Linked DNA regions of Homo sapiens: regions 1 and 2 are each linked to region 3. Evidence: chromatin contacts called from ENCODE Hi-C or POLR2A ChIA-PET data. All regions are on one chromosome and are shown on one strand. The core of a region is the stretch at or near the end of the contact, and the rest is flanking DNA. Distances in the headings are between cores, read along the strand shown. Region 1 overlaps ZFPM1 (zinc finger protein, FOG family member 1). Region 2 holds the start of CYBA (cytochrome b-245 alpha chain). Region 3 holds the start of LINC02138 (long intergenic non-protein coding RNA 2138).

Region 1 (2,853 bases), core at 308-2,807, 700 kb before region 3:
GTGGCACTGACTTAAGGACCCCAGAGTGAGGATGGAGGGTGTGGCTCTCAGCCAGGTGGCCTCAGCCAATGCCCACCTTAGAGACTCCGCTTTAGAGTGGGAATAACAGGGTCCCTCCTATCCGAGCTGTGTTGGGTAGTCTAACAGGGCTGGTATACAGTAGGTGCTTAAATAGCAGCTGTTTGGAGCAGACCCCTGGTCCCGCGTCAGGAAGAGGACCTGACTTATTCATGCCGGGTGACATGGTGCTCCTACTCCCGTGGGCCTCGGCCTCCCAGCTGTTCATGGGGCCACTGGGCAGGCTAAGGACTGAGGGATGGGAGGCCTGGTGAGGACCGAGGGGCGGGGCGGGAGGCCTGGTGATGACCGAGGGGCGGGGCGGGAGGCCTGGTGAGGACCGAGGGGAGGGGCGGGAGGCCTGGTGAGGACCGAGGGGTGGGGCGGGAGGCCTGGTGAGGACCGAGGGGCGGGAGGCCCTGGTGAGGACCCAGGGGCAGAAGGTCTGGTGAGGACCAAGGGGCAGGAGGCCCTGGTGAGGACCCAGGGATGGGGCGGGAGACCTGGTGAGGACCGAGGGGCGGGAGACCTGGTGAGGACCGAGGGGCGGGGCGGGAGGCCTGGTGAGGACCCAGGGGCGGGAGGCCTGGTGAGGACCCAGGGGTGGGGCGGGAGGCCCTGGTGAGGACCGACGGGTGCGAGGCCTGGTGAGGACCAGGATGCTTGCTGGGGAGTCCCCAGGTTCCCACCCCATCCCCACCGCAGGGGCTTTGCCCCGCCACCTGGGCTGCACCCTCAGGGCTCCGGGTGGTTGCCGGCCTTCAGCTCTGGAGAGGGAGGTGACCAGTCTGGGGACCGCTTCGGACAACAGCGCAACCTCACGTCCTGGCCTGGCCTTGCTGTGACCCTTTGGCCAGTGGCTGTATCTGGGGCCTCTGTTTCTCTCTTGAAGGAGGAGCTTGATGAGAACACCTCCTTCCCGGCTGTTGTGTGGGGTGCAGGCTGGGAAGGGCTGTCCTAGGGACACGTCTGTGAGGGACTTTGCTGCCTCTGGAGCTGCCGGTTGCATTATTGATATTTTGCCAAAAGCCCTGAGGGTTGGACGTTAAGCAGAGTCCCGCTGGCCCTCCCCTCCTTCAGGCGTTAGGTTTTGAAGGGAGGAGGGACTCTGCCTGAGTGTGCCACGCCCTGGACTGGGCTGGCCTCACACCCCAGCCCCGGCTGTCCTCTTCTTGCCCGGAGATCTGACCCACTGCTAAGATCATCGTTGGCACTGGCCAACCCATTTTACAGGAGAGAAACGGAGGCCCTGGAGGCGTGACATGTGTGAGGTTATGTGACGTGGGAGCTGGGGCCGTGGACCCTGGGGGTGGGCCCAGGTTTCTCTGGGCACTGCCCACTCAGCACCCCCAGGCCACCAGCCCTACTGCATCGGCCGGCGGCCTCCCCATCTCCTCCTCCCTCCCCAGCTGCCTTGTGTTTTGGGGGAAGGCAGTGGTCCTGCTGAGGCAGGAATGTGGTGGCTGATCTTGGGCAGAGCCGCGTGAGCAGATAAGCAGGCCCCTCCCCTCAGCCTCCTGTGCCTCCGTCTGCTTCCCCAGCTTCCCCTGGGCTGCTGGCTGTGGTCTTGGGAGCCTCAGCTTCCCCGGCTGTGAAATGGGTGTTGGGGGCTGGTGGGCAGCTTCCGAGAGCTCAGGCCCTGACTCCCCTGGTTCCCTCAGTTCCCCACCTGGAGCTGAAGTGAGCCCGGCGTGCTGAGGGCTCCTGTCTGCTAAGTGCCTTACGGGCATCCCCGTTCTGCCCTTCTCCAGACACCACTTAGCTTTGGGTTCTCCACCCATTTCGCACGTGAGAAAATCGGGGGTCAGAGAGGGTGGGTGGCTGCGCTAGAGTCTCACAGCACACAGTGGTGCTCTGGCTGTGGAGGCAGCGGCAGGGCAGGGTGACCCTGCTGTGCCTAGGACCTGCATGGCTGCCTGTGCCTAGGACCTCCTGGACTGTCAGGGGTGTGGCTTCCTGAGAAGGAGAGGGCAGCCACCGCGGGCTTCCGGGTTGTTCCGGGAGCTTCCCTGTGGGCCGCCATGGTTGGAATCCTGGAGTGGAGAATCCTAGACCCTCTGTCATTATAGGGAGGTTACCTTGCTTCTCCAAGCCTCAGTCTCCATCTCTGCAAAGTGGGGGTATCGTAAGGCACCAGGCTGGGCTCCAGGGTTGCCCGGTCTTCGTGCAAGTCACTCAGCCACCCTGAGCCTCAGTTTCCCCACTATAAAATGGAGCAGTGATGCTCACCTCACGGGGCTGTGAGGAGCGATGCCACCCAACACGGGAGGTGCAGCCCGGGCCAGGGCCCCCTGTGGTCTGTAACAAAATCCACACAAACAGGGCAGGGGCCCCCCTCCCCTCCCCAGGTTGCTGACGTCCCTCAGGTGTCTCTGTCACGGCTGGCCTTGCGTGGGCCCACTCCTTCCCACTTCCTTCTGGGCACCTGCACCCATCACCGCCTCCTGCCCCAACTTCCCTTTTTTCCATCAAGCTCCCACTTCCCAAGTCAGACCCAGGGAGCAGGAGCGGAGGAGGCCCCAGGGCCAGGTGGTCGTGGCTCCTTCCCGAAGTGATGCATGAGGAAAGACCTGCTGGGTAGTCCTCCGGGGACAGGGGACAGGGCCTCACGGTTGATGGCGCATCTATCCTGGACATCCTCAGCCCCCAGTGAGGGACCAGGTGCCTGCAGCTGCCCCCTCAGCCTCTCTTGGGGTTCCTCTGGCAGCAGGCGCCCAGACCCTCGTGATGGGAGGGGAAGCCAAGACTCAGAGCCATCAGTGGCCACAGGGCCCTCCCCCGGATGTGACCCCAGGA
Region 2 (2,700 bases), core at 201-2,700, 520 kb before region 3:
TGGCATTTGAATTGAGAAATAAATGAGACAGCCATGAGGCTCTGCAGAAGCAGCAGCTTGTGCCGAGGCCCTGGGGCACGCTCAGGAGATCTAGGAACAGAAAGGAAGCACGGCAGCTGGAGGAGGGGGCCGGAGAGCCGGGAGGCCAGGGCGGGCAGTGCAGGGCGTCCAGTCTGGCTCTAACTCTTCGGGCCAGGAGCCCCTGGAGGGTTTCAGCAGGAGGCCAGACTAGAGCCCAGGTCTCCTGGCTCCCAGCTGGGTGCCCTCAGTCCGTCTACTTCCTGTAGGGAGTGCGGGGCAGGCAGGGTGAGTCTCACGGGGCAGCTCTGGGGAGAGCTGTCTGAACTGACCCACCGACTTCTTGGCCGCTGACTCGAAGCAGGCGGTCACTTTCCTGGGCACAGGACAGGCTGCAGGGCCCCGTCCTCCAGCCCTCCCACCCTGAGGTCTCTGCTCCCACTCCAGCTGCCACGCACCCTCCAGACAACAGGGAGGGCGCTCAGAGCCCCAGGGGAGTGGTGGCAGCGGGCCCCTCCTCCTCACCCTCAGCCCCCAGGCCCTTCCCAGGCACTCCTCCCCCGGTGCAGGTCCTTCCTGGAGCTGCTGCAGTGGTGCCTCTGCCCTCAGACCTCGCCTGAGCCCAGCCTCACCCGTGCTGGGCCAGACACTCCCTGGCCCTGGTCCCGAGAGGGTCCATTTCCAAATGGAGTCCGCTGCCCTCACCAGAACCTCTGAGCAAATGCACAGGAGGGTGACTGGGGGCTGTGCCATCCCACCCCAAGAGCAAAGTGCCTGTGCAGCTGGGCTGGGCAGGGCCGTCACTGGGTGGTTTCGGCGCCTTGTGAAATCTCAGACCGCCTCCAGCGCAGACTCCAGATGAGAAGGGCTGAGCCCCAGGGCATGAGCCCATTCCCCACCCCAAGCCCAGGGAGAGCGACCTCCAGGCCAGCTGGCTACCGAGGGGCAGGGGAGCTTCTCCCGATGCCCAGGCCGGAGCCCCCACTCGGGGGCTTCGGGGCGGTGACCCCGGAAACCACCGGGGCTGAACCGCCTCTTCCCCTGCGCTGCAACTTCCTCCTTCGCGGAGTCGGGGGACCGAGAGAAGGGAATGGGGGAGGGGCGCCGCGCTCCGCAGGGTCTGCAAGGGAATTACTGGGGGTCTCAGAACTCCTCCTTCCAGCCCGCGGCCTGAGGGTCCCGCCCCCGTTCCCCGCACCCTCCTGGCCTGACCCCGGCCCGGCCTGGCCCGCCTGGCGCCCCACTTCCCCACCCTGTAAGTAGCCCGAGGTCCCGGCTGGGGTCTTGGGACACCCCTCCAGGCTGCAGCCTCCACCGTCCCTGACGTGCACTCACTCAGGCCGGACGCCAGCGCCTGTTCGTTGGCCCACATGGCCCACTCGATCTGCCCCATGGCGACACGAACCCGGCTGGGACACTGCTAGGCGCGCACTGCCGCCCCTGCGCTCCCGGCCGAACCCCGCCCCGCCCAGGCCCCGCCCCCAGCCCCCCAGGTGACCGCGGCTGGGCGGAGACCCGCATCTGTAGGGTGCAGGGCTGTCCCGGAGCCTTCTGCCCCCGCCCTCTCTAGCCACGCCGAGGCATAGGAGGGGCCCTGCCCGGCAGCCCCAGCCCAGGCGGGGAGTTCCTGCGCTTCCCCAGGGCTTCCCAAACTTCAGCTCTCAAACACTGACAAGTGCCCCTGCCCAATGCTCCGGACCCAACCGAGGGTCCCGTGTCAACCAGGCGTCTATTAATAGCAGGACAAGGTGTGAAGGTCGGCTTCCTGAGCAAATCGGCCTCTCCAGAGCCTTGGGGGGTGGGGGAGTCACCCCTACAGCCCGGGAACACCTCTGCACCCTGATGCTACCAAGGACAAGGGTGGCCTCCCCATGGGGACCAGAGGCCCAGCCCCCATTTCCTCCCCCTGGCTCTGGGCTGGCACAGGCGTGGCCTGGGTCAGACACTGCAGGGGGCCTCCCGTCACCAGGTCACTGAACTGTGACTGAGACTCGAGGGAGGGGACAGGATGTGTACAACTGGGAAAGCACAGAATGCAGGGACGGCCCCGTCACGTCCGGCCTGGGTACGGGAGGCAGGGGCTGGCGTGGGGGTGGTGAGCCCAGCGCCCATGGGAAGACTTTAGACCTGGGGTTGCTCCTGAGGGTCCCACCTGAGCCAATGTGGGGTTTGAGGGGAGCCCCTCTGTGGCTCTGCCCAGCCTGCCCCTCCCCCAGGCCCTCATGGGGCACACCTGGACTCCCTGACAGGTGCCAGGGTCACTCAGAGCAGGAACCCCGGGATGCTGGTTTACGAAACAGAAAAACGGCGGAGGCCGGAGGCAGCAATGCTGGTTTATTCCCCATGGCCACCGGGGCCGCACTGGTGCCCACTCCTGCCACCATTCCAGCCACACCCAGGCCGTGGGCAGCCACCCTCCGAGACACCTGGGCCGGGGGCAGGGTCTCAGCAGAAGCGCCGTGGGCAGCCACCATCCGAGGCACTTGGTGGTTTCCTGAGGCCCAAGGAGGCTGCTCCCAGCACGGTGACCCCTTCCCTGGTCCGCTGGAGGGACCACCTCCCCACTGAGCTCCTTTCTCAGAGAACTGGGCATAGCCAGAGCTGGGGTGAGAAAGCCCTTCAGCCCTGCTGCACCGAGGCTCTGCCAGTTCTCATACCCCCTCCCCATCCCATCTTGGCAAA
Region 3 (2,860 bases), core at 219-2,718:
GTGTCCAGCACACGCCCCCTGGCCTCTGCCCTCCCTCCCACCCAGCTCTGGCCCAGAAGCGCCTGCCACCAGGCGGCCCATCCTTCCAGAAGCTTCTAGCAGATGGGACCGTCATCTCCCAGCCGTGGCCCTGGCCGGCCCCCCCAAAGGGCAGGGTGTGGAATGACCCAGGGCAATGCTGGGCTCCTCCGATGACGAAGCCGGAAGCTCAAAGGGTCTCTCTGAGGACTGGGGGCCTTACCCCAAGTTTCTTCATGTCCAGGGATCAGAACTGAGAGCTGCCAGCTCCTGAGGCAGCCCTGCCCTCCACAGGTGCCAACCACCACCCAGGAGACGGGATGGTAGGAACAGTAAGATGGTGGTCAGGAGGCAGCCACCCTGGCCTCCTCCAGTCTGGGCACCACCCAGCTCCAAGAGCCAGGCTGGGTGGCCAGGGCACTGCCACTGTCCCATGGCACAGGCTACCTTCAGGGACACTGGGGATGAGGCAGCCCCTGGACTATAGATGCAGCCGGGGTCCCTTTAACTCCCATCCCTACCCCGTGCCCTTCTCCCTACCCAGAAGCTCCTGTCCTTGCAAAGGACAGCACCCCCGCCCGCCCTCCCTGGGCAGCCAGCAGTTCTCACTGCCCTCTCCGGGGTGCTCAGTGCCTGTGGCTGACGGGGAGGACAGGTTTTGGGGGCACTGCCCTGTGCTCCCCATGCCCACCCTACCATGGGCCCAGCATGCTCAGGAGGACCCCGTCACACGACCTTCCTTCCAGGGCCCCAGAGCATGCGGAGCCCCTCCTCCCCTCTGCGGCCCCTTCCTGCTCCCTCTTCCACCCTCCTCCCTCCCTCCTGTCACAGTGTTGGGTTATGGGGATAAAGGACAGAGGCCTGGGGCACTGAGGGAGGGACAGAGACACCCACGCAGCGGGGGAGAGGACAGACGTCCGGAACTGGGTAGAGATGGGCCGTGGGTGGGATTTGCTGGGGACAGAGACCTATGCAGTGGAGGAGAGGACAGACGTCCGGAACTGGGTAGAGATGGGCCGTGGGTGGGATCTGCTGGGGACACAGACCCACGCAGCAGGGGAGAGGACAGACGTCCGGAACTGGGTAGAGACGGGCCTGCCGTGGGTGGGATCTGCTGGGGACACAGACCCACGCAGCAGGGGAGAGGACAGACGTCCGGAACTGGGTAGAGATGGGCCGTGGGTGGGATCTGCTGGGGACACAGACCCACGCAGCAGGGGAGAGGACAGACGTCCGGAACTGGGTAGAGACGGGCCTGCCGTGGGTGGGATCTGCTGGGGACACAGACCCACGCAGCAGGGGAGAGGACAGACGTCCGGAACTGGGTAGAGACGGGCCTGCCGTGGGTGGGATCTGCTGGGGACACAGACCCACGCAGCAGGGGAGAGGACAGACGTCCGGAACTGGGTAGAGATGGGCCGTGGGTGGGATTTGCTGGGGACAGAGACCTATGCAGTGGAGGAGAGGACAGACGTCCGGAACTGGGTAGAGATGGGCCTGCCGTGGGTGCGATCTGCTGGGGACACAGACCCACGCAGCAGGGGAGAGGACAGACGTCCGGAACTGGGTAGAGATGGGCCGTGGGTGGGATCTGCTGGGGACACAGACCCACGCAGCAGGGGAGAGGACAGACGTCCGGAACTGGGTAGAGACGGGCCTGCCGTGGGTGGGATCTGCTGGGGACACAGACCCACGCAGCAGGGAAGAGGACAGACGTCCGGAACTGGGTAGAGATGGGCCATGGGTGGGATTTGCTGGGGACACAGACCCACGCAGCGGGGGAGAGGACAGATGTCTGGAACTGGGTAGAGATGGGCCTGCCATGGGTGGGATCTGCTGGGGAGGGGAGCGTTCGCATGGTGTGGGGGGCTGGACAGCCACTCTCTCCGGGACCACAGCTTTCTGGGCTGGGGCAGGACAAGGCCACTCATGCCCCACTTGCCCTTCTGAGGTTCAGCCAAATGAGGCTCCCACCCCCATGACTCACAAGGCAGCTGGGAGCTCCGGCACTACCCGTGGGGATGGTCAGGACTCTAGGGGCCTTGGGGGGTGTGGGCCACTCCACCGTCAGCCCCAGCCCCATCCCCAGCCACAGCCTGTCTTTGGAGGGTGCTGACTGGGGGCCATTGCAGCTTATGGATCCCTGTGAAAGCCTGAACATCGGGAGCAGCCTGGTGACCTCTGCTCTCTGGTTCCCCCAACAGTGCTGTCCCACGTCCCCACCCCTGTGGCCAGCTCCGCCCACTCAGCCTCAGCCTTGCTGGGGCCTGGCCCGACCTCAGGAGTCCCTGCTGGCCTGGCCACCCTTGTGCCTTCGCCTCAGCCATCGGGGAGGCTCGGGTGGTCTCAGGGCCAACGCCAGGTGAGACCTCAGGTGAGCTGCCCCCCACCTTCCCAGTGCTCAGGGCCAGGGAAAGGGTGGTGGGCATGGACCACACTTGCAGCCCCCCCCTGGGGCATGCCTGGCCGCTGGCCTCCCTGATCCCTGCCCGGGTTGGGGCTCCAAGGGCAGGAAGTCAAGGCGTCCACGCTTGGTGACAGTGCTGGGCCGGCCTGGAGGGGGCAGGCATGTCCAGCATGGAGACGGAAGCAGGGAAGAGCCCATCGTCCCCTCCCAGCTCTGCCCTGAACACCCTCCAGCAATCGGAGGAGCCCGCTGCCCTTCCCCCACCCGCCTCCACTGGCATCCCTGGAGCCACACTGCCCCCTGCCGGGGCTGGCGGGTGTGATGGGCCACCAGGCCACCAGCCCTGACCCCGCCAGCCCTGAGCCCGCCAGTCCTGAGCCCACCCGAGCTCTTACGGCTGCACCTTGAGCCAGTGCCTGGTTGGCTCCTCTGTCA

What was found. A loop is a pair of places that touch in the nucleus more often than their neighbours do. ChIA-PET counts read pairs that join two places held with the same protein, here RNA polymerase II (POLR2A). Pooled maps may share reads with other maps.
Region 1: a loop to region 3 is called in a map of gastrocnemius medialis, with 5 times the contacts of the local background. The contact joins the enhancer-like site here to the promoter of LINC02138 in region 3. A Hi-C loop is called at or near these places in 5 of 168 maps with a recorded cell type or tissue (CD8-positive, alpha-beta T cell, PC-9, gastrocnemius medialis and 2 more), 11 of 37 single-sample maps with no recorded cell type and 16 of 50 pooled maps. POLR2A ChIA-PET finds 5 or more read pairs at or near these places in 1 of 52 experiments (WTC11).
Region 2: a loop to region 3 is called in a pooled map, with 10 times the contacts of the local background. The contact joins the promoter of CYBA here to the promoter of LINC02138 in region 3. A Hi-C loop is called at or near these places in 1 of 168 maps with a recorded cell type or tissue (B cell), 4 of 37 single-sample maps with no recorded cell type and 8 of 50 pooled maps. POLR2A ChIA-PET finds 5 or more read pairs at or near these places in 1 of 52 experiments (activated T-cell).

What each region holds. Positions count from the first base shown.
Region 1 is chr16:88,460,579-88,463,431 of GRCh38, forward strand. The region is part of intron 1 of ZFPM1 (zinc finger protein, FOG family member 1); the gene reads left to right. Among named protein-coding and RNA genes, the nearest start is that of MIR5189, 6.9 kb to the right of the region's middle. RefSeq lists silencers at 1-73, 1,403-1,697 and enhancers at 1,225-2,140, 1,403-1,697. Within about 2 kb of position 1,558, at least 2 of the 41 ENCODE cell types and tissues checked have a DNase peak (open chromatin) inside an H3K27ac peak, as active enhancers do.
Region 2 is chr16:88,649,603-88,652,302 of GRCh38, forward strand. CYBA (cytochrome b-245 alpha chain) reads right to left here and starts at 1,451. Exons shown (of 6, transcript NM_000101.4): 1 at 1,354-1,451. The coding sequence starts at 1,411. It overlaps MVD (mevalonate diphosphate decarboxylase), which reads right to left. Exons shown (of 10, transcript NM_002461.3): 10 at 2,338-2,700. RefSeq lists enhancers at 1-684, 685-1,578, 1,579-2,473, 1,901-2,050 and silencers at 1,061-1,210, 1,361-1,640.
Region 3 is chr16:89,164,915-89,167,774 of GRCh38, forward strand. It overlaps LINC02138 (long intergenic non-protein coding RNA 2138), which reads left to right and starts at 1,469. Exons shown (of 3, transcript NR_046200.1): 1 at 1,469-1,585; 2 at 2,223-2,392. RefSeq lists enhancers at 1,857-2,705, 2,706-2,860.